Regions from separate parts of the Homo sapiens genome. Here region 1 is linked to region 2. The links are chromatin loops, found by intact Hi-C in ENCODE. Cell type or tissue: Caco-2. All regions are shown on one strand. Each heading gives the region's core, and the rest is flanking DNA. Links, peaks and the distances in the headings are about the cores only. Region 1 overlaps IREB2 (iron responsive element binding protein 2). Region 2 has its middle 9.9 kb from the start of SKIC8.

The links. Peaks named below come from ENCODE experiments on the same cell type or tissue, not always from the same donor. Only the 100,000 strongest peaks of a DNase experiment are listed, where the experiment ranks them.
Region 1: it touches region 2 in a loop (15-fold over the local background); 48 of 110 quality-filtered maps call a loop at or near these places.

Annotation. Positions count from the first base shown.
Region 1 is chr15:78,476,761-78,489,353 of GRCh38, reverse strand. It overlaps IREB2 (iron responsive element binding protein 2), which reads right to left. Exons shown (of 22, transcript NM_004136.4): 10 at 10,957-11,057; 11 at 5,920-6,036; 12 at 4,434-4,593; 13 at 3,514-3,649; 14 at 1,537-1,621; 15 at 1,018-1,174; 16 at 583-707. Among named protein-coding and RNA genes, the nearest start is that of HYKK, 25 kb to the left of the region's middle. In Caco-2, for the core only: a CTCF peak has its summit at 6,775 (motif pointing right); a DNase peak (open chromatin) is centred at 6,823.
Region 2 is chr15:78,303,176-78,315,768 of GRCh38, reverse strand. No RefSeq gene overlaps it. Among named protein-coding and RNA genes, the nearest start is that of SKIC8, 9.9 kb to the right of the region's middle. RefSeq lists an enhancer at 1-21. In Caco-2, for the core only: a CTCF peak has its summit at 7,177 (motif pointing left); a DNase peak (open chromatin) is centred at 7,158.

The sequences.
Region 1 (12,593 bases), core at 2,538-10,537, 170 kb before region 2:
TACATATGCGGGATGTGCAGGTTTGTTACATAGGTAAATGTGTGCCATGGTGGTTTGCTGCACAGATCATCCAATCAACACTAATGAATTCTGATCCTCTAAGACATTTTCTTTCTTTTTTTTTTTTTTTTGAGACAGAGTTGCACTCTTGTTGCCCAGGCTGGAGTGCAGTGGCGCGATCTCGGATCACCGCAACCTCCGCCTCCCAGGTTCAAGTGATTCTCCTGCCTCAGCCTCCTGAGTAGCTGGGATTACAGGCATGCGCCACCAAGCCTGGCTAATTGTTTTGTATTTTTAGTAGAGATGCGGTTTCTCCATGTTGGTCAGGCTGGTCTTGAGCTCCGGACCTCACGTGATCAACCTGCTTCAGCCTCCCAAAGTGTCGGGATTACAGGCGTGAGCCACTGTGCCCAGCCGCCATTTTCTTTTTAACTACAGATTCCAGATACAAACTTACTATTACACATTAAAAACTGTATTCAAAATAATGTAATTTTAATTTTTATTCTATTCAGAAGATATATGAAATAAAAGAACACTGCAAATTGATTAAACTATTTAAGAAACACATAAGACTCTTACTTCTATTTTATCTTTTAATGCTTTAAACATGGATAGTATAACATGTTCTTCCTCTACTCGATGAACTTCTTCTCGACTAGGCCAAATATCATGCAGGTAAATGTTCTTGCCGGTGGGGTCAGTACCTGGTTAAAATTTTTGAACATGATACTCAGTAAAAAAATAACTCTGAAAATGTTCATACCTTTTCAAAGACATATCATGGAAATCAAGTAAATGATTCAACAGGGTGCTTCAGGCTTAAGCGGCTGGAAGAACTAATTACCTGTACATTTTATTTTCTTCACATAAACACAGAAATTAATAACTATACATTATCATACGTCTTCCTGAAATAATTCAAAGAATAGATGGTCTAAGAAACATTTCAAAAATATAACGACTTCCATTGGGAAAAGTATGTGTAGGTATACATATACATAAAGGAAAAGATACCTAAAGGTTCTGTCTGGAAATCTATATTCACTGTGCCTGCTATGGCATAAGCTACCACTAAGGGTGGAGAGGCAAGATAATTGGCACGAACACAATCACAAAGACGACCTTCAAAATTTTTGTTTCCAGATAAAATTCCACAGGTAACCAAATCACCCTGAAAAAAACACAAACACACAAACAAATAAATTCAATTCTAGAGATGGTACAAATCTGGATAATCATATATAAGCAATCTTAAAGTCTGAGGGCGAGATTAACCAAAAAACATATTACTAATTTTTAAATATAGAACTATGCATCTTGCAAATAAACTAAATCAATTCCTTGTATTATGAAGGAATTATTTCAAGGATCTACAAATGATTCATTGAATCATTTAAAGATTCACAGGTTACTATTGCCAAGAGGTGCAGAGTTTACAGAAATATAAACACATCAATATATATTTTCTATAATTTAGTAACAAAACATAGTTAAGAAAATCATTTAGATGTCTTGCCAATCCACACATTTTACCTGTTTTACTGCATTTAAAACTGCGTCTGATAAGGGTGCTGTATTTCCCACACAAATTGAACATCCATAGCCAACGATTTCAAATCTGCATTTCAAAAAAAAAGTGACTGAATAGCACATCACAACATTTATAGAGAAAGGACAAGTCTTATCTTGTATTTCTATCACTGTAATAAGATTACTTAAAAGACTATTCATGACACATGGATTAACCTTCATCAATATATTCACCTCAGAAGATTCTGAGCAATCAAGTCTAACTCTCAGGCATGCTATTTGAACCAGCTCACTGCAGCCTTAACCTCCTGGGCTCAAGCAATCCTGCTCCTTGGCCTCCTAAGTAGCTGGGGCCACAGGCGCTCGCCACCAGGCCCAGCTAATTTTTTTATTTTTTGTAAAATAAAAAATAAAAATGCTCAGGCTGGTCTCAAAGGTGAATGCAAACCTTTGAAGAGCCTTAATAGCACTTATCACTGTACAAGAGAATTCCCCCAAATACTACTTGCTAGGAATATAACATGACCTTTTAAAATAATTGATACTGTACTTCCATCCAAGAGTTTAAAATGTAAAGAGGACCTGGCTATAATAACCTGACCAAAGGTCCCAAAAGAGGCATTGATTGTAATTGGGCACTCTGATAGGAGTAATCTCTCAATTATCAACCAGTTAAACCCAAGAAGAGTCTCTGACAATAAATCCAAGATAATATAACCAAAAGATTACAGGCACAGTCCTCTAAATTACTTTCAGATGCTATTCTAAAAGCAAAAAAGTCTAAAATTTATCAGTTTTGCAATGGAATTGATGACTCATATGTTCCAAAATACACACCGAAAATATAACTAGGCTGGGTGTGGTGGCTCAGGCCTGTAATCCCAACACTTTCGGGGGCCAAGACGAGCCGATCACTTAAGGGAACAAGTTTGAGACGAGCCTGGCCAACACAGTGAAACTCTGTCTCTGCTAAAAACATAAAAATTAGCTGGGTGTGGTGGTGCACACCTGCGGTCCCAGCCACTCAGGAGGCTGAGGTAGGAAGACTGATTGAGCCTAGGAGGTCGAGGCTGCAATGAGCTGTGATTGCACCACTGCACTCCAGTGTGGGCAATAGAGCAAGACACTGTCTCAAAACCAAAAAATCCCCACACAACTAGCATCAATTGTTTTGGATTACATAAAAAACATAGGTTACTTTTTTTTTTTTCTTTTTGAGATGGAGTCTCGCTCTGTCGCCCAGGCTGGAGTGCAGCGGCACGATCTGGGTTCACTGCAACCTCCGCTTCCCAGGTTAAAGCAATTCTTCTGCCTCAGCCTCCTGAGTAGCTGGGACTATGGGTGTGCGTCACCACGCCTGGCTAATTTTGGTATTTTTTGTGGAGACGGGGTTTCACCATATTGGCCAGGCTGGTCTCAAACTCCTGGCCTCATGATTTGCCTGCCTCGGCCTCCCCAAGTGCTGGGATTACAGGCGTGAGCCACCGCGCCCAGCCCAAAAAACATAAGTTACTTTCTCCAAAGTTCAGGGACAATTTAAACTTATGTATTATAGACCCAATAACCTCATAAAACTAAAATTAAGACAATTTTCAGTTAATAAATGCAAACTATAAGATTTCTTTCTTTTTTGAACTGACCTACACAACTCACAGAAATTGTGCATACTTGGTATCGTTTCTTACACTGTAACTGTTATTTGGTTGTACTTGTTTGTCTTGTCTTCCCAACTAAGTATCTTGAAGCTAAGACCACATCTCCTACTTCTGTGTATCCAACCTGGTGCTTTGCTCATTTGATATGCCCAATAAGTGTTTCCTGAGTGATAAGGCATCAAAAATTGTATGGTAATGGCAAGGTAGCAAGTAAAACTAAAGCATATTTTTTCTATCTTCTCTTTGTATATGAAAGGCACAAACAAGCAGCTTCAGTACCTACTGAACACCAATATCAATATGAAGTGCGATAGCTGTTACTTACCCAAGCTTACTTAGATATGGTAATACTCCACTTGAACTGAGGTAATGTGTAACCATCCCACTGCCTGGAGATAAACTTGTTCTTATATAAGGTTTAACACGCAGACCAGCTTCAACAGCCTTTTTAGCCAAAAGACCTGCACAGCCAACAAACAATGATTTATTATGGCAATGTTTCTTTCCCTCTCTCACCCATATTAAAGTAAAAAGTGAGAAGTAATTTATTTAACAGATTAAAGTATGAATTCATAAACTTACTGTCATTATTTTGTCCACTTTATTCTACTGATTTGCTTCATTTACAACAAATTTAAAATTACAGCCTTTATGTTGAAAATTATTAAGATACAGGCTGACATCATTCACACAGAGTAAACAAAAGGTGCACATATATAAGTACATGTTAACAAAACCATTTTTTCTCTTTCTTCTTTTTTCTAAAGCAAACCATTTTAAAGTCATAATTACAATAAGAGCAATGTAACACATTATACATGGTTTTATACAACTAAGGAATTGTTCCAATGGGCATACAAATTAATTTCATTTACAATCCTTGCCAAGACAATGATCTTTTACTACTTTTATAACTTTTAATGAAATCTACCACACTGTTATGGTTAACTTCTAGATAATCAAGAAATACCTGCTAATTAACTATAGTTCTAAATTAACAAGAGAAGCAGATACAACCTAAAATTAATTGACAGGTAAGTTATAGTAAACAGTAAATTTACCTTCGGTGTAATAAAAACAACATAAATCAAACTCAGGCTCCTTAAGACCTAACTAAAATACTAGAAAGTCTCTCAATATCAAATGTAGACACTCATGCATCATCTAAGAAACAAAGTTACAATAACAGAAAAGCCAACAATAATTAAGGAAAAAGAAAAAGTATGGCCATAAACCACAACCCACCTGCAGCAAGCATGACAGATGGATTGCAATTATTGGTACAACTGATAACTGCAGCAATGACCACTGATCCATGAGACAGCTTATATTCACTTCCTTCATAATGAATGGAGACAATATCCTTTTGTTTTTCAGCTGCAATTTGGAAGCCTTTAAATCCAACCTATACAAATTTCCACAAAAATATAAACTAAATATTCTGGGTATGTACAGAATAAAAGACTGGCAGAAAACATAGCAGATACCGGACATTTGATGATTTAACATTAAAAATCCTTTTTGTGAGTGATGCTAAAGGCCCATAACATTCAGTAGTTGTAATTCAGCTGAAGCATAAATCTGCATGGGCACGACAGGAGTCTGGTGATGTTCACAAGCAAAACTTTTATCTACTAAGCGAGTCCAGCCTACCACCCAGAATCCAGATCTCATTTGGCTTTGTTGTTCTTAATCATCCCTGTTTATAGTAATTCTCAAGAGATGGCAGAAATTTTTTTCTGTTAAAATGACCCCGAAGATTTCCTCCAAAGGGATCCTATGTGTGTGAGTGTAGCATAGCTGAAACAAGATTGGCTATGAGTTGCTAATTATTGAAGCTAATTGACAGGTACATGGCAATTCAGTGGACTATTTTGTTTTTGTACAAGTTTAACACTTTCTGAACAAAAAGTCAAGAAATCATAAAAAGAAAGGCTCTGAAAGGAAAGCCAAGTACTAGAGATCTCAGAATAGAGAAAGTGACAAGACTAAAACTGTGATTCTCAGACAGAAAATACAAACCCTCAAAAGCCAGAGACCACTTGCTACTCGGTCACATTTACCAAATTTTATGACTGTAGGCCAGGTGCGGTGGCTCATGGCTATAATCCCAGCACTGTTGGGAGGCTGAGGTGGGCAGATCACTTGAGGTCAGGAGTTGAAGACCAGTCTGGCCAACATGGTGAAACCCTGTCTCTACTAAAAATACAAAAATTACCCAGGAATGATGGTAGACTCCTGTAATTCCAACTACTTTGGGGGCTGAGGCAGGAGAATCGCTTGAGCCCGGGAGGGGGGAGGTTGCAGTGAGCCGAGATTGTGCCACTGCACTCCAGCTTGGGCAACAAAGTGAGACTCTGTCTCAAAAAAAAAAAAAAAAGTTTCTGTGATGATGTAACTATTCAATTATCTATGCTGTTCATCAATACAAGACCCATATGTATTCAGCATTTAAAAATGAGACTACTGTGACTAAGAAACTCAATTTTAAATTGTATATAATTTTAATTTAAATAGACACAATCAATCTCTGATCCTCACAATGGAACTGGGAACAAGCTTACCTAATGACTGACTTGCACATTAGACAGAAGGAAAATAAGGGGGCTGCTGGTGTGTGCCATAATATATAAAACATAGCAGTGAATTGAGTTTATGGGTCACCTTGTTGGTTCTTTACTACTTAGCACAAAGCGGGTTGAAAAACACGGATAAGAATAAAGTAACCTACCTTTTCATTTAAGCAAGCCTGGAAATCGCTTTTCATATCTGTCACAGCAACTCTATCCTGAGGTCTTTTTGGACCACTAACAGATGGAACTATTGAATTCAGATTAATCTGGATCACCTAAGAAATGAGAAAGAGAAAGAACAAGGAATTAGAATTAATTCCTTACGACAGATTCCAATTGAAGCATTACTTTCTAAAGCAGAGTAAGTATATTCGTATTTATTTTAATGCAATTTATTTTAATAGTATAATACACCCTCAACCCCAAGAAATAAAGATTTTAAAACAAGCACATTTAAATGTACGAAACATGAAAATTTGCTAAAATCAAGACTAGTAGATCAGTATGCAATTAAACTACCACAACACCAATTGTACTGCATATACAAAATCTGGGGCCGGGCGCGGTGGCTCACACCTGTAATCCCAGCACTCTGGGAGGCCGAGGTGGGCAGGTCACGAGGTCAGGAGATCAAGACCATCATGGCTAACACAGTGAAACCTCGTCTCTACTAAAAAATTAGCCGGGCGTGGTGGTGGGCGCCTGTAGTCCCAGCTACTCGGGAGGCTGAGGCAGGGGAATGGCGTGAACCCAGGAGGCGGAGCTTGCAGTGAGCCAAGATCGCGCCACTGCACTCCAGCCTGGGTAACACAGCGAGACTCCGTCTCAAAAAAAAAAAAAACCTGGTTTCCCAAGTGTTTTTTCCCACAAAGATAAACACTGTCTTAACAGATGTCCAATGATAAAATAGATGCCTATGCCAGCTATCAACTTATTGCCTCTGAGCTCCAAATCTACCCTCCTGCCCGCTCTGTGATCACAGAGGTAAACGGTTAGTAAACATTTCTCCTTTGTCAGCACACATGATGTGAAGAATGTGAAGACTGGTCACTAGAGGGTGCTGAAGGGACACAGCAGAGAAAGCGTTCTTTTTCCTGTTCCAGAGGGTTTCACTGGCCAGCCTGCTGCAACTCAGGGTTCTATTCCTTGGTTAAGAAACGTATTTTTTGTTAAAAATCCCACTTCCAACTAGATTCCTATTTATTTCTTCTGGCATTTCTATCGTTTCCTTCATGCATTTTATGTGAATATAACCATCTTGAAACTTTTCATCATGGCTTTCAACATTATTTTATATCCCTGTTTATTCTGACTGATCCAACTACTTACACTGTATTTATTTATTATTATTATTATTTTTATTGTGAAAGGGTCTCACTCTGTTGCCCAGGCTGGAGCGCAGTGGCACAGTCAGGACTAAATGCAGCCTCAACCTCCTGGGCTCAAGTGATCCTCCCGCCTTAGCCCCACAAGTAGCTGGGACTACAGGCATGCGCCACCACGCCTGGCTAAGTGAATTTTAGCAGAGGTGAGGTCTCACTATGTTGCCCAGGCTGGTCCTGAGCTCAAGCAATCCTCCCGCCTCAGCCTCCCAAAGTGCTGGGATTACACGCAAGAATAACCACACCTGGCTTACTTATACTTTCATTTAATGGATTCAGGCGATCCTAGTCTTTGCCCATAAATATCCATTTAAGAAGTTTCTCTTGAAATCAACATCCTAATGATTTTAGTTTTATTTCTTTACATGGTCAGGTTTGTTTTTTGTTTTTTTCTTAAGAGACAGGGTCTTGGGCCGGGCGCGGCGGCTCATGTCTGTATCCCAGCAATTTGAGAGGCTGAGGCGGGTGGATCACTTGAGGTCAAGAGTTTGAGACCATCCTGGCCAACACGGTGAAACCCCATCTCTACTAAAAATACAAAAAATAGGCCGGGCGCGGTGGCTCAGGCCTGTAATCCCTGCACTTTGGGAGGCCGAGGCAGGCGGATCATGAGGTCAGGAGATCGAGACCATCCTGGCTAACACGGTGAAACCCCGTCTCTATTAAAAATACAAAAAAAAAAAAAAAATTAGCGAGGTGTGGTGGCGGGCACCTGTAGTCTCAGCTACCTGGGAGGCTGAGGCAGGAGAATGGCATGAACCTGGGAGGCAGAGCTTGGAGTGAGCCAAGATCGTGTCACTGCACTCCAGCCTGGTGACAGAGCGAGATTCTCTCAAAAAAAAAAGCCGGGCATGGTGGCGCATGTCTGTAATCCTAGCTACTCAGGAGGCTGAGGCAGGAGAATCACTTCAACCCAGGAAATGGAGGTTGCAGTGAGCCGTGATCACGCCACTGCACTCCAGCATGGGTGGGTCTTGCTATCGCTCAAGGCTGGAGTGCATTGACTCGATCATAGCTCACTGCAGCTTCAAACTCAGGGGCTCGGGCCATCCATCCCCTTTCTCTAGGGACAGGGCCTTGCTTATGATGCTAGTCCTGAACTTCTGGCCTTAAGTAATCCTCTTGCCTTGGCCTCCCAAAGGGTTGTAATTACAGGCATAAGCCACCACACCTGGTCTGCTGGGAAATTTTTTTTTTTTTTTGAGACAGAGTCTCGCTCTGTTGCCCAGGCTGGAATACAGTGGTGCCATCTCAGCTCATTGCAACCTCTGTCTCCCAGGTTCAAGCAATTCTCCTGCCTCAGCCTCCTGAGTAGCTGGGACTACAGGCGCATGCCACCATGCCCAGCTAATTTTTTGTATTTTTAGTAGAAATGGGGTTTCACCGTGTTACCCAGGATGGTCTGGACCTCCTGACCTCATGATTTGCCTGTTTCGGCCTCCCAAAGTGCGGGCCTCCCAAAGTGCTAGGATTACAGGCGTGAGCCACCACGCCCGGCCAGACATTTTTTTTTTTTTTTTTTTTAAGACAGTCTCATTCTGTTGCCCAGGCTGAAATGTAGTGGTGTCATCTCAGCTCACTGCAACCTCCGCCTTCTGGGTTCAAGCGATTCTCATGCCTCAGCCTCCTGAGTAGCTGGGATTACAGGCCCCCACCACCACACCTGGCTAATTTATTTTTTTGTATTTTTAGTAGAGATGGGGTTTCACCATGTTGGCTAGGCTGGTCGTGAACTCCTGACCTCAGGAGGTGATCTGCCTGCCTCAGCCTCCCAAAGTGCTGGGATTACAGGCGTGAGCCACCGCACCTGGCCAAGGGTTTTTAACAGGCATATTTATTTCATTTTATTCTACCACCAAAGTTTTCCCATTGTTCTTATTCTTTCCATTTATGGATTTTAAAAAATGTGAACAAGGAAAAAAAATGGACAAAGCACTAGATCTAATAGAGGTGAAAATGATTGGAAAATGATCAGAAGTAAAAAGATTTGCCCAAAGTAGCACACAAATTCAATTTCTATGGGTCCTATATGGATTCATTTATTCACCTAACACGTTTACTGAATATCTACTATGTGCCAGCAATTGTTCTAGGAGCTGGGGATACAATACCAAACCAAAGTTCCTGTCCTCATGGAGTTTAATGAACAGTTAACCAAAACTGTAAAACCATGTTGTTAGAAATCCTTGACACACTCCTAGAAAATGAATTTTATTAAAATTAAGGCTTCCCTGGAAGTGAATTCTGCCTATTTTGATATAAATTTCCAACAGATTTTTTTTTTTTTTTTTAGACACTGTCTCATTCTGTTGCCCAGGCTAGAGTGCAGTGGCATGACCACAGCTCACTGCAGCCTTGACCTCCTGGGCTCAAGCCATCGTCCCTACTCAGCCTCCTGAGGATGTGGAACCACGGGAGCATGCCACTACTCCTGGATAATTTCAGTATTTACTTAGATTGTAAAATATCTTTAAAACTAACAAGTAAGACTGCATAATAGTGTATACCTTTAATAGCGGAATTTTGCAAAATACACAAGTAAACCAGATGCAGATAACATCGAAACTGATTATTCTGAAGGGAGATATTACTCTTATCATAAAGTAGAAATAAATTAGAGCAAGAATTAAGAGTCACTACTATTATTTTAAACACTAAAAAATTAGACTTCATAGGCTGGGCTTGGTGGTTCACACCTGTAATCCCAGCAATTTGAGAGGCCAAGGCAGGAGGAATTGCTTGAGGCCAGGAGTTTAAGACCACCCTAAGCAACACGGCAAAATCCTCTCTCTACCAAAAAAAAAAAAAAAATCCAAAAACCACAACTAGACTTCATAAGATATTACAAAATTCACTATAATAAAACTCTATGTAAAATTAATGAATAAAACAAAAGCACTGGGCTACAATAACATTACTTAAATAATAATAATAATGATAGCTACCCCCTCAGCCAGGTCCAGTGGCTCATGCCTGTAATCCCAGCACTCTGGGAGGCCAAGACTAGAGAATCCCCTGAAACCAGAAGTATGAGACCAGCCTGGGCAGTAAAATAAAATGAGACCCTGCCCAGGGTCCAAAAAATAATAATATTAAAAAAATAGTAATATTAAAACAAAACAGGGGTTAAGCATGGTGGTGGCTCATGTCTGTAATCCCAGCAAGGTGGGAGCTTGAGCACAGAGGTTGAGGCTACAGTGAACCATGATTGTGCCACTGCACTCTAGTCTGGTGAAAGAGCCGGACTGGGTCTCAAAAAGCAAAACAAAAAGATTAGCTACCCCTTATTGAGCATTTACTATGTGCCTGGAACTATTCTATGAATTTGTTTTTAATATCTAAGAATCCTTAGAGGTAGATATTGTCATATCTAACAGATGAGAAAACTGAGGCAGAAAGGCTAAATAAATTGCCCAAGGTTATACAGCTAACACGTCTTAGAGCTGGGATTCAAACCCAGGTGGTCAGGTACTCTAGAATTTATTATTATTATTTTTTTCCTTTTTGACACAAGTCTCACTCTGTTACCTAGTCTAGAGTGCAGTGGCACAATCTCAGCTCACTGCAACTTTCTTTCGCCCCACAGGCTCAAGTGATCCTCCCACCTCAGCCTCCCAGGTACTTGGGACCACAGGCGCAAGCCATGCCCAGCTAATGTTTGTAGTTTTTTTGCAGTGACAGGGTTTTACCATATTGCCCAGGCTGGTCTCAAACTCTTGAACTCAAACAATCAACCCACCCCAACCTTTCAAAGCGCTGGGATTACACCACAATTTACACTCTTTGCTACGAGGTGGGTTATTCTGCATATACCTGGGAGTATTCAGGTTCTCCTGAAGAATTCTGGTCATTTCGAAACAATTTCACAGCTTTAAGGTATGTTTCCATTGATTCGAGTTTGGCTTTGCTAAAACCTAAAACGAAGATGAACAAAACAACAAAATGCAGTGAGAAATTTATTTAGTTATTATTTTTTTCAGACAGGGTTTCACTTTGTTGCCCAGGCTGGAGCGCAGTGCTGCAATCACAGCTCACTGCAACCTTGACCTCCCGAGCTCAAGCAATCCTCCCATGTCAGCCTCCCAAGTAGCACCCCACCGTGCCTGGTTAATTTTTTTTTTTTTTTTTTACAAATGTTTTGTACAGATGGGGTGGCGGGAGGGTCTTGTTTTTTTTGAATAGGTTGGTTTCGAACTCTCAGCCTCAAGAGATCCTCCTGCCTTGGCCTCCCAAAGGGCTGGAATTATGGGTATGAGCCACCACACCCCGCCAATAAATTTATTATTTTTAGAAACAGGGTCTCACTGTGTCACCTAGGCTGGAGTACAGTGGTGCCATCATAGCCCACTGCAGTTTTGAACTCCTGGGTTCAAGTGATTCTCCCGCCTTAGCCTCTCAAGTTGCTAGGACTATAAGTCTGTACTGCCACACCTGGCTAATTTTTAATTTTCTTGTACAGATGGGGGTCTTGCTATGTTGCCCAAGCTAGTCTTAAACTCCTGGACTCATGTGATCCTCCCGCCTCAGCCTCCCGAAGTGCTAGGATCATAGCTGTAAGCCACTGAGCCTGGCCTCAGTAAGGAATTTTGAAATCTTTGGGGGTAAGGATACTGAATTCCAGTGATGAACAAGAAACAAATACTATTTACATATTCATTTACATTTCTCTTTCTCCTAACCCTTGAGAATCTACCACGTGAGCAAGCCCAGACTACACGGAGAAACCACATGAGGGTGTTTTGCCTGATAGACTTACCTAAGTCCTCAGCTGACAGCTCATAATTTGCTGTTAGACATGCAAGCACAACAAGCCTTCAGGATTGCAGGCCCTTCCTTTCAAATCTTGCAGTTGAGGCTCAAGACATGAAACAGAGATGAGCTGTCCCCACTGTGCCCTGTCTGAATTACCGACCCCACTGAAACCATGAGCTAGTAATTACTGCTTGTGCAAGCCACTAAATTTTAGGATAATTTGTTACACAGGATCACTAAAACCTTAACTCAAGATTAATATGCAAGGAACGAGGCACTTCTAACCATTTCTACTTTGAATGTTCTACTAACTCAAATGCAGAAGTTTTGCACTTGGGGGGATCATTCCCTCCAGGATTCTATATAACCATTCATCAATTTTGCTGTCTGATTAACTAACATAATAATCTGCCTGCACACTGAAGAATACTAGAATATATCCTCCAAATAAATATCTATACTTAGAAATGAGTAACTCAGCAATGATTACCTCATTAAAGAGATTAAAAAAAGAGATCTTACTTTTTAAATAGCAGACTTATGAAATATCAACATATCTTGTTTTGTAGATACTTTCTGTTTTAATCTAAACAGCCAATGGAAGAGTGGCCAAAATTTCTAGTTAATCAGGTTACAAAAAGATTTAGAAACTGTGGTCCTATGTTGTTTTTTGCAAAATTTTGCGCTTCTTCTTCTTC
Region 2 (12,593 bases), core at 2,407-10,406:
GGGAGAGTCCTCAGCCCCTGTTCTCCCACAGAGCCTGAGCCTGGCCCTGGTGAAAACACTGATGACCCCCCTCCTTTTTTATTTTTTTAGAAACAGGATCTTGCCTTGTCACCCAGGCTGGAGAGCAGTGGCAAAATCATGGCTCACAGCAGCCTCAAACTCCTGCCTCAGCCTCCCAAATAGCTGGGACCACAGGTGCATACCACCATGCCTGGCTAATTTTCTTATTTTTTATAGAGACAGGGTCTTGCTATGTTGCCCAGGCTGGTGTTGAACTCCTGACCTCAAGCAATCCTTCTGCCTCAGTCTCCCAAAGTTCTGGGATTACAGACATGAGCCACTGAGCCAGCCTAAAGCCCCCTTTAAAATGCAGACACAGAGCAGGAAGAGTGGCAGAAAGGATGGAAGGAGTGCCAGCAGCCAGGAAGCCATAGCTGGCCACTCACGGAAAGCCAGAGCACAGTACTAGAGACACAGAAGGCTGTGGATGGGAGTGGGCATCTGGGGACTAGGCTCACATCCCCACTCTGCCCTGGCCCTCTTGGGGATCTTAGGTCAGCCATGTCCTTCCCTGAGACCTTACCTTTCAGCAGAATGAAAGACTCAAAACAGGAAGCAATGATCCTATCACTATTCGCTCCCGTTTATCAAGCACTCTCTGTAAGCCAAGCACTGCGCTAAGTGCTGCTGAGTCCTTGTCTTATTAATCTTCGTAACAGACCCAAGAAGAAATTGTCTTCATTTTACAGGTGAGGCTGGGCACGTGGCTCACACCTGTAACCCTAGCACTTTGGAAAGTCAAGGTGGGAGGATCGCTTTAGGCCAGAAGTCCAAGACCAGCCTGGGCAACACAGTGAGACCCTGTCTCTACAAAATAAATAAAAACTAAAATTTTTAAAAATACAGATAAGAAAACAGAGTTTCAATAGCTAAAGTTACTTTTCTTACAAGTGGCTGAGCCCAGGTTAGAACCCAACCTCGGGGCATGCTCCTGGCTTAGGGACAAGGATAAGAGGGGACCAGAGAACAGACAGAGAATTCCAGAGGCCCAGGTTCAGCCAGGAAGCGCAGGTCAAAGTGGGTCCCGAGTGGGGAGGCCCATTAGCCACCAGGCCCCTTGGCCCCTGGAGAGAGGCACAGCGCAGAGGGAAACAGCCCACCTCCCCGCAGGTCTTGCTGAAGACCCTCCATTCCCCTTCTGAATCTCTACCTCCAGCCCCTCCCACAACTGGGTCCCTTTGGCTCCTCCTGTAGGAGTAGCCTCACCCAGGTGGCCTTAATCTGGTGGTCATGGAAATTTCAACAGCCCTGGGCCCGGAGCCCAGCCTGCTCTGCCCTGCTCCCCAGAGCCCCTTTCTAGTTACATGTCCTGGAGCTAGGTCATGGGGCTGGGTCACCTCCCTTCAGCATCTAGAGACCCCGCTAGTCTGTCACCCGAGTGCATCTAATCCTGAGGCTCCCCCTCCTTCCTCTCAGAGTGGCTTTGTCCATCTCCACTCCAGGACCCGACAGGAGGAGCATAGAAAGAGCCCGTGAAGAACCCCGGACTGAGATGGCTGAGGGCTGGGGCCTCGGAGAAGGATTCCCAGGGCATTGGATGGCCACCTGGATTTGGAGATTCACAAAGGAGGGACATTGTTTGATGGGAGAGGAGGCAGATCATAAGGAGTGTGAGCATTGAGGCCAGAGAGGAGGGCCTCACGCCAGCCCACAGCCCTGAAAAGCCCATAGGATGCTGCCTGGATCTTAGAGTTGTGCACAGCAGAAGCCCCCAAGATCTGGTTGCTGAGAGTGGGGAGGTACAGGGCGGAGATCCTGTTGTGGGTTGGGTAGATATCGGAGGGTGAAGGAGTCCAGCATTGGAGCTGTCCTGGTTCGAAGATTCCTTCAGTCTTCTGCAGTCCTCCCGACCACAGCTCAGCAACAGGAGCAGGCTGGTGTTGAGGGGCGGCTGGGGCACCACACTGTGCTGCTGGGGCCCACTCTGCCTGCCCTGCATTTGGCTGTCCAGCTGTGGCTTGTACATCCCCTGGGACTGGAGGCTTATACCTCCAAGGCAGCCCCTACTCCTGTGGCATGGTTCAACCTGTGAGAAAGACCCTTCTTCCTATGAGTCCAGGTGCTTCTCTGTGGCCTGTCCCTAGAGCCTGGCCCCGTTCGAGGTCAGAGACTATATGCATTCCCTCGGACCAGCATAGCCTGACTGAGGTCTGCCCAGCAGGCCCAGCACCCACCCCGCCTCTGCCTCCCCGGTCTCTGCAGGCCAAGGATGCTGCTATTTTTTAGCCATTCCGTGGAGTATGACCTCCTCATCCCCCCGAAACACTGCCTCTCCTCTAGGACCTCAGCTCGGCAGGATCCCTGTCCTCCTGACTGAGTGCTCAGAGCGGATATTCTGCAGTCTAGGGGCCTCTATTACTTGGTTTCCCGTTCCCCACTGATTTGGCAGGAGCCTGGAATTGAAGTCCGTGGAGGATCTGGGTCAGTTTCTTTACATCTAGAGCTTTGCTCAGAGAATAACTCAGTTCTTCAGGCACAAGACACCCCCAATAGCAGTTACCCCCTACACCAATGTGATGAGTTCCCACAGACACCCCAGCCCACCCAGCACAGGCCCCTCACTGACCTCCCAGCCTCCAACAGGTCCCCTGGTTCCTGGCCTTCTCCCGACGGCTGCAAAAGGCTCTTTGGAGTGTCCCTATTCCACACCCCTTCTCACCCCTCAAGAAATCATCTCTGAAGGCAAGGGAATGAGAACTTTATTTGCACACCAAAAAAAAAAAATTGGCCGAATTTATCAAAACAGTGGATTATTTGCAATCATGGGTGCTTGGAAACTGTCTTAGCCTGGATTCCCCCTAAAGCAGAGCCTGAGACAAAGACCCCAAGCAGGGAGCTGTCTTAGGAATTCAATCCCAGAGAGCAGGAGTGAGGGGCAGGGGCGGAACAAAGGAAGAAGCAAAAGCCAGATCAAGGATGCACTGCTGAGTTGGCCACCAGCGCTGAAGGGCCTGTGTCAAGCATCTCAGAACTGTCCCTCAGGGGCCAAAGGGGGAAATATTTACTCATCAGCTTCAATCTCCCATTGGTCAAGGCTGTCCCACAGGCAACAATTCTTCTGGGTGAATGTGGAGTGATTCCCAGGGCAGGAAGATAGAGGTGGAGACTGGGGGAGGGGAGGTGCTGTCAGCTCACGCTTGGGCAGAGCTGGTTGAAACTTGTGCAGAACGGACCCCAGGGTAGTGGCTGTACTAAGAGAGAAGAGGCTGAGAAGATGTGACGTGATGCACATAAGCTGTCCTATGCAGTAGTCAGCTTCATCGCGTGTGACACAGGCAGCTCACAGCTAATGTGACAAGTCAGTGGGAAGGACACCATGGTCAAGAACAGCTGAAGTGGATCAGAAGGTCAAAACTGGAAGGAGGCTGGGCGTGGTGTCTCACGCCTGTAATCCCAGCACTTTGGGAGGCCGAGGCGGGAGGCTCACTTGAGGTCAGGTGTTTGAGACAAGCCCGGGCAACACAGGGAGACCCTATCTCTACAAAAATAAAAATAAAATAAATTAGCCAGGCATGGTGGTGCACACCTGTAGTCTCAGCTACTCAGGAGGCTGAGGTGGGAGGGTCGCTTGAGCCCTGGAGTTTGAGCTGCAGTGACAGTGATCACGCCACTGCACTCCAGCCTGGGTGACAGAGCAAGACTCTGTCTCAAAACAAAAACTGAAGGAGTCCCAGAGCCAATGGACTCACGGGACAGACAGCTAGGGAAACTGAGGTCCAGAGAGGGTTCAGGCAGAGGCAGGCTAGAGAGTCTCCCTTTCAGAGCCAGAGATGGTTCCTGAGGCCATCTGGGTGACTTGCCAGCTTCATGCCTGGCACACACTTAATGATCAAAACTAGGAATGATATCAACAGTGACAATAACAGTAATGGCTCCTGATGTGAGGTTCCGTGTTCTGGCTGCTAAGCCCCTCGGCCTCCAGGGGCACTTTGGGCGTAACTGCACAGCAAGGTCTCCACATGCTTTCATTCTTCTGCTATTAATTTTAGTGCAATGGCAGTCAAGGAGTAAAAGCAGTGCTTTCACCTGGATATGCCAGCTCTGGCACCAGGATGCACTGGAGACTCACATCTAATGGGGGGCCTGGACCTCAGCTCTCTCTCTGAGTTAAGGGCAGTGTGTGGAAGGAGCTTTGTGGTGAGGCTGTTCTAAAGCTACCTTTGGCTTCTTGAATTCCCTTTGTCCTTCAGAAGTGCATTCGATACAGGAGTCCTGGGACTTTCCCAAGCTTACCAGCTTGGGGCCAGCACCTGTTCACCCTGGCAAGAGATCCTGGGCTTAACCTGTGGCAGGAAGGGATTTCCAGGTTCTTTTGGAAACCTCACGGCGGTGAGTTCTCTTCCTAGAGCTCCTTTTGCCCCCTTGCCTCCCAAGTGCAGGCCCCTCTGGGTCAGCACTTCCCTGCAGTCCTGCCTTTCCCACCTGGCTCTCAATCCTTTGACCTCCCCCCAACCCCACCACCAACTTTGTAAATAAAAATCCCTATATTTTCAGCTCTTTCACGGTCCCTTATTCCAACCTTGCTGTCACCACAGCTGGCTCTCTGTAGAGGACAGCGGTTCCTGGCAGCCTCTGGAGGGGACACTGCAGGTGTGCACACCTGGATTGAGACTGACACCCCCAGCAACATAACAGAACCACTCAAGGGGATGCTGGAGCTGGTACATACCAGCTTACCAGAGCAGATTGTACATATTGGTCAGCAACTTCCTGTCCGTGGCGTGAAATAGCCCATGGGGCATGGTGGCAGGTGCCTGTAATCCCAGCTACTCGGGAGGCAGGAGAATCACTTGAACCCAGGAGGCAGAGGTTGCAGTGAGTCAAGATAGCTCCACTGCACTCCAGCCTGGGCCTGGGCAACAGAGTGAGACTCCATTTCAAAAATAAAAGAAATAGCCCATGGGAGCTGTATTTACACTATGGAAATCAGCAAATGCTATAAGCCAGGTTTAGGGTTTTTCTCTGAAGAGCCTGTTGTTAAACACCTACCAGCACACCATGAACCCCTGATTCTCCTCCTTCTGCCCCTTTGAGACTCTCACCATCCAGGCAGACCCCTGGCTATGTTTGAATGTGTCCCCCAAAGTTCGTGTGTTGGAAACTTAATCCCCAAAGTGACAGTGTTAGAGGTGGAACTTTTAAGAGCTGATTAGGCCGTGAGGATGCCACCCTCATGAATGGATTCATGCTGTTATAGTGGGAGTGGGTTCCTTATAAAAGGACAAGTTCAGCCCCTCTTGCACTCTCTCTCTCTCTCTCTGTCTCTGTCTCTCCTCGCCTTCCCCCATCACCCTGTCTCTCCCTCTCCCTTCCTTGCCCTTCTGCCTTCTGCCATGGAATGACACAGTAAGAAGGGCCTTATAAGACACCAGTAACTTGATCTTGGACTTCCCAGCCTTCAGAACTGTGAGAAAAGAAATTTCTTTTCTTTCTAAATTACCCAGTCTTGGCCAGGCACGGTGGCTCAGGCCTGTAATCCCAGCACTTTGGGAAGCCAAGGTGGGCGGATCATCTGAGGTCAGGAGTTCAAGACCAGCCTGGCCAACATGGTGAAACCCCATCTCTACTAAAAATACAAAAATTAGCTGGGTATGATGGCCCACACCTGTAATTCCAGCTACTGGGGAAGCTGAGGCAGGAGAATCGCTTGAACCCGGGAGGCGGAGGTTGCGGTGAGCTGAGATCATACCACTGCACTCCAGCCTAGGAGAGAGAATAATAATAAATAATGATAATAATAAATTACCCAGTCTCAGGTATTCTGTTATAGCAGCACAAAACAGACTAAGACCCCACCTCCTTTTCCTTCGTCATCATGCTCACCTACCAATCTCTTCTATCTCATTCATTGCAGACAGTGGCACTAGCTCACAGCTTCCATACCCAATTCCTGCCACCCTTCAGAGGCTTACAGCCTCCTCCTGGCAGGCCCACCACCCTGGCCTCCTTGGCTCACCCTCCTACACTCTCAAGTGCCTTGGCAGCCATCTTTTTTGGCCTGACTTTGCTGCCTCCTATGTGAATAGGTAAATGCCAACGATGTCCAGAAAGTGATGGCATGATCCCCAACTACAGCAGAATTTCATACACAGCTGGGCTTCACGGTCCCTGTCCCCTCTCCACACATAGGACCTGATTCCCTTCGGTTGCACTTTGGGTCCCCGAGAGGTATGACTCAGTCCCCCAGTGTGGGGTGAGTCTACTCCTGGTTCCTGCCCAGTTTTGAAGGATGTGGGCACAGCGGAGGGACTCAGGCCCTGGATTGGCCCATCCGGTCTCTGGGCCATGCCCACAGCCTGCTCAGAGCAGAGAGTCAGGCTGCATGAGGACTCAAGGGGTCTGAGTTCTGCTCCCTACTCCACCACAGCTTTACCAGGTGCTCTGGATTAACCACGTGCTCTCCCTGTGCCAACTTTTCTATAAAATGGGGATACATAATTCCTACACCTCTTATGTAGGGAGAATCAGAGGAGCTAGGGCTTTTCCGCTGGAAAGTCGATCTTGGTTGAAGATGGCTTAGAGTCCTGGTGAGAAAGAGTCATTGTGAGCTCCTTGAGGGCAGGGATTTCATCTAACTCCTTTGAGTATCCCCAGCCTGGCCCCAAAAAGGTCCAGTTGGTGGATCCTGGCAGAATAGCCAAGTACTGAAGGTGACCACCAACCGCTGGTCAGCAGCTGGTGAAGCGAATTGAAACCCCACCCTGAACAGTTGCTGGGTGCAAAGAACTTAGTCCCCCAGGCCATGCTCGCAGGATGCAGCCCCTCAGTCAGGTATGTGCAGAGGATGGGAGGCCTCAGCTGCTTCTGGGCAGGATGCTCTCTCCCTGGCTTCTTCCTTCTGCTGTAACTCCCTTGGGGATCTCACTTCCAGAATCTACAACTGTGGTCTGGGAACCACACTTTTGAAAACCACTAGGGATTGAGACCATGGTGTTAACAATTTTGTTTTCAAGATGAGGAAGTTGAGGTCTAAGATGCCTTTACGAGGGGTCCCATAATGATTCAAGAGCAGGAATTCACTGCCTCCGGAGTCTGGAGGAGCCCAGGAGGGCAGGTACTTGCTACTCCATCAGCGGCGCCAGCCAAGTGGGCATGCGTAGGCAGTGACTGCCATCCTCTGGCCAGCCGTGGTAAAGCCCCTGGCTAGTGGCTCCACTGTGGTGGTCTGTGTTCCCGACTGGGGACTGTCAAGGACCCTGATTGCAGGGTAGGAAGCCAGTTCCAAGAGGTTCCCTGATTCAGTATCCATGGACCAGCTGAAGAAAGGAGTGATGTGTCCTTGTGGGTTTGGATTTGAATCCAGACTCCCGCCTCTGGCCCCATAATTGTCCTGCCCTCACCCTCTCCATACCCCTTTCTTTCCTGTGAGCTCCTGTTTCCCCGCTTTCCCTCCCTAATACTGTGGAATTATGAACAAAAAAATCAGCTACACCCAATTCAGCATGGGTTTCCATCCTTACTCTGCCTTGCTGGCTGAATGACCCTGCAGAAGCCACTTCGCCTTTCTCAGGGTCAGTTTCCTTCTCTGTGTGAAACAGGGTGACTCCCTCCTCCGTAGCACTAGCGAGAGTTATTTCTCAGGGCGTGGCCCAGTCCATACATCCACCATCACAGCTCTCCCAGTGTTTGAAACCAAAATTAAAATTTGAAGACATTAGTGTCTCCAAAGTGGAATGTGTATACCCCAGACAGTGAGCAAGACCGTCTGGAGTATAGGAAGAAAATATTAGATCTTCTGATATTTATTTTTATCTTGTCCCTCTTCTATTTTTATATTTGTTTTATAATGTACATAAATATTATAGTAGTATAAATACATATATATTTATAAATAATGTACACACAGGAGAATGCATGGTGATAATTTTTTGTTTTTAATTAATTAATTTATTTTTTTCGTGAGAGAGGGTCTTGCTCTGTCACCCAGGCTGGAGTGCAGTGGCACCATCTCAGCTCACTGCAGCCTCTGCCTCCGGGCTTAATAGATCCTCCTACCTTAGCCTGCTGAGTGGCTGGGACCACAGGCATGTGCCACCACACCTAGCTAACCTTTTTTACATTTTTGCAGGGAGGGGTTTCATCATGTTGCCCAGGCTAGTCTCAGACTTATGAGCTCAAGTGATCCACCTGCTTCGGCCTCCCAAAGTGCTGGCATTACAGGCATGAGCCACCGTGCCCAGCCAGTAATAAATTTTTAATAATAGGTACATGTGGTCACTGCTTTAGAAAAGAGGAGGCATAACTTTCTAGAAGTTTCCTTGTGAGGAAATGCTCAGAGTGGCTGATTGCTGGGTGAAGTCTGGAAGTTGCCCTGGCTATAAACTTCAGAGATGTAAATACCCTTAGCCATCTGGCAAGCTAGTGAGGAAAAGAGACCTGGGGGCTTTCAGGGCCTTCCCTAACAGTGGGCTGTATGTTTGAGACGTCCCAGAATGGCAATTGTAAGAGTAATCCTAGCTGGCATTTATTGAGTGTTTTCCTTGTGCCAGGCACTGTTCTAAGCATTTTACATATTTTAACTCTATTAATCCTCATATCAGCCCTAAAAGGAAAGTTCTAGTATTATCCCCATTTTAGTGATATCCCAGTGGGGTTACATAATTTACCAGAGCCTTGGGTGGAGCAGCCAAGATTGAGCCCAGGCATTGTGCTCTAGAGGCCAAGTTGTTTAACCCCTTTGTGCCAAAACTGGAAACAAAAAGCGCCTGGGGCCTATCTGGTGGGGCATGGAGGAGAGAAGGAGGTGCTGCTTGATGAAAGCGGGGAAGCTTGTGGGGCAGAGTGAGGGTGGCATCTGTAGAAGGAGAGGGGCACCACATGAGACACTGTGGCCCGCAGGAGGGGAGGGAAGAGGGGGACTAGGAAGAAGGAGAGTCGGGTGTCAGCTGTGGGGTCCAGAGAGGAAACCTGGGATAAACATCAGAAAGGGCAGGTGGGGTCCCTGACATCAGACTCTGCCAGCTGGGGTTCTGAGGAGAGCCTTGAGAGCTCTACACAGGGCAGATGTGGCCCATGGACCTCCCTCTCCTTCTCCCTGTGCTGAGCAGAGAGCAGGACTTTTGCCTGCACCCCTCTCCAGACCTGCTGATTCATGTCTTTCCCGGGAAGTCAAGTAAGCCTTCCCGGAACTGGGGCGGAGGCAGCTCTTCCTCCCAAGGAGGTAGTGAGCTCCCTGTCCTTGGAGGTATTCAAACAGAGGCTGGATGATCCCATGGTGGGGTTGTATAGAGGGAGAGAGGTATGAGATAGATCTGTGAGGTTCTTCTTCATTCAGAAATGCTTGGACCTGTGACTGAGTGGAGAGGAGAAGTATAGGGGTAAGTCCTGGGACACTGTGGCCTAGTATCATTCTTCCTGCTTGAGCCTCTCTGTGGGTCTGCTCTATGCAGGGCTAGTTGGAAAGGCAGTGAATGACTCAGGGAACAATTATGTCCCTGTGGGGCTGCAGCCTTAGAGGGGGCCTCCCAACCTTGGCCTCTTTATGAATTGTAGAGCTTTTCAGGGCAGCCCTTACATCTTGGAGCTACTTCATCATTAGCCTGGATGTTTACCTATCTTATTCTAAAATCTTTTCATTTCCTCCTGACCTGGAAGACCAGAACTCTAATTACAGATGTTTAAATGTCACATACAATGGCAAGTCTCTCCAGATTTGCTTTACAATGGGCATTCCGTGGATCTGTGAACTTTGATAGGAAAATAATTATATCTTTATTTCCCTTAAACTGTAACTGGAATTTAATATCTTCTTTAATTATAAATGTATGCAATAAATCTAGGAGTATTAGTAGTACCTGTGACTTTGTCACCAATACAAATCACAAATATTTTCGTATCACATTGCAGCTGTTGCAAGTAATTCTAAATATTGTTTATGCTCACTGCTACTTTAAAATTACAGAACAGGCTGGGAGCCATGGCTCATGCCTGTAATCCCAGTACTTTGGGAGGCTGAAGTGGGCAGATCACCTGAGCCCAGGAGTTTGAGACTAGCCTGGGCAACATGGCAAAACCTCTTCTCTACCAAAAAAAAAAAAATTACAAAAATTAGCCGGGCATGGTGGCACATGCCTGTAGTCCCAGCTACTTGGGAGGCTGAAGCGGGAGGATCGCTTAAGCCTGGAAGATTGAGGCTGCAGTGAGCAGTGATTGCGCCACTGCACTCCAGCCTGGGTGACAGAGCGAGACCCTGTCTCAAAAATAAAATAACAGAAGATATTAGACATGCTGCATTAATAAAGCACATATACTACTGTTTCACAAATATTTTGATAACTACTTTGATATAATTGGTTTCCTTTGTAATCCTATGTGGCTTGTTCTTATGTACTTGAAAACATTATTCTGCCCCACCTGGCTGTTCTGTGATCTCATGACCTTTGAGTGGGAACTCAGACTCAGGAGGGCTGCTGCCAGCACTGGCCCAAATGACTTCGGTGGTTTTTACAGCACGCTGGAGAGAATCTGAGAGGATTCCCTGGCAGGAATTTGAGGATTATCTGGGTGATGCATCAGTGATTACAATTTTGTTTTTACCAGTTTTGCTAAGCAGCAGCAATAGCAGAGGTGATTAAGAAAAATGAAAGAAAAAAATGCAAAAAGAGAACAGGCAGAGACGGTGGTAGCTGCTTTCTTGATGTTGATACTGAGGGCCAAGCTTTCCACCACCCCCTTGTAGTTGCAGAAAGCCTCAGATGTAATGGTAGTGTTACGGGATCTTTGGACGGGTGTGGGAGGTATTGATTTTCTTCCTGGGAGCGCCTTTGCCTGAGTTCTTGTCCTGTGTCCAGGAATAATGAGGTACTCGAAGAACTTACTGAGTGTTAAGCAGCTCAGAGAAGACCCGCAGTGGGTAGCTCCTCTGAGCAAGTCATCCCATGGAGTGTTCAGCTCTCAGCAGACAGGAGGCCTGGAGAGGGTAGCTCCCCCTCTGCCCACTGGTTATCCTGCCACCTGCTGCTCTCAGCAGAAAGAAGACCCAACCCTGGAGAGGGGAGCTGCTCTCAGCAAAAAGAAGACCTCACCCTGTAGAGGGGGGCTGCTCTCAGCAGAGAGAAGACCCAACCCTGGAGAGGGGGACTGCTCTAGGGGATCCTGGCGGGGGGTGCTCCTGGAGAAGGAGGCTGTTCTGGGGGATCCTCTCCTCAGGTCATTTGGAAGTCTCTACAGGAGGAGGGGGGCCTCCTCTCCGCAGGTCCTTTGAAAGGCTCTGCAGGTCTCTGCAGCTCTGGCAGAGAGGGTAGCTCCTTTCTACAGCTACTCTTCCCGCTGTCTCTCCATCCTCTCCTGCAGTTTGGCTGAGCCCAGGGCTTTTATGGACCTCAGAAGGGAGGAAGTGTGTGCTGACTGGCCCATGGGCGGCCATGGGTGAGCCTGGAGGAGGCACCACAAGCTCCCACTCAGGTCTGTGGGACTGGCAGCCTGGTCCCCAGTCTTCAGTCCCTCCCTGACCTGAAGGTGGGGCCTTACTGGAGACCTACCCCCTTCTGCCCAGGAATCGATCTGCCTCCTACTGTCATTCATGGCCCCTGGGGCTTGGCCCCAAGCCCTGCTCCATGATCAGAGCAGGGGCGGCAGCAGAGAGAGGCCAGGCAGCAGGAACAGACACCCCCTAGCGACGGGGTGCGGTGGGGTCCTTTCTGGGGTCCACGAGGGTGCAGGCTGCAGAGACCCTCTGGGTCCTGCACCTAGGAGGGCAGATCTTGCCTGCTCCCAGCCCCCTCCAAGAGCACCGGGAGGCTCGGATCCACAGCCGCTGTTTGGGCAGTTGTAGCCCCGCCCAGGAGGGTGGCGACCCTGCCTGCTCCGTAAAGCAGGAGGCCTGGATCTGCAACTGCTGTTTGGGCGGCTGCAGCAGCACCTGGGGAGCTCTCCCCAACTCAGAAGGGGGAGGCATCCACCAGCATGCAGCCCCAGCTGTGCCTCCCTGCCGCAGCCCGGTGATGGCAGCAGCTACTGCAACAATAGTGTAAACAGTGGCCGGGCGCGGTGGCTCACGCCTGTAATCCCAGCACTTCGGGAGGCCAAGGCAGGTGGATCACGAGGTCAGGAGATCGAGACCATCCTGGCTAACACAGTGAAACCCCGTCTCTACTAAAAAAAACACAAAAGAAAATTAGCCGGGCGTGGTCGCGGGGGCCTGCAGTCCCAGCTACTCAGGAGGCTGAGGCAGGAGAATGGCGTGAACCCAGGAGGCGGAGCTTGCAGTGTGCCGGGATCGCGTCACTGCACTCCAGCCTGGGCGACAGAGCGAGACTCTGTCTCAAAAAAAAAAAAAAAAAAAGGGTAAACATTTTGAACTGTATGCATTATTATATCAAGGAGTAGCATATCTTGCATGAATGCTCTCTTTTGTGTCTAGGTATTCTAAACACTCTTAATGTGAAAATGAAGTGCATGTAGCAAAAACCTTTTATTATAAGAAACTTTACAACACTTGTGAAAAAAATTAAATTTGGTTTGTGCACAGTGTAACCTTTCTCCAGATATTGTCCAAAATTACACACGCACAAACCGTTCACCCTAATTAGGCG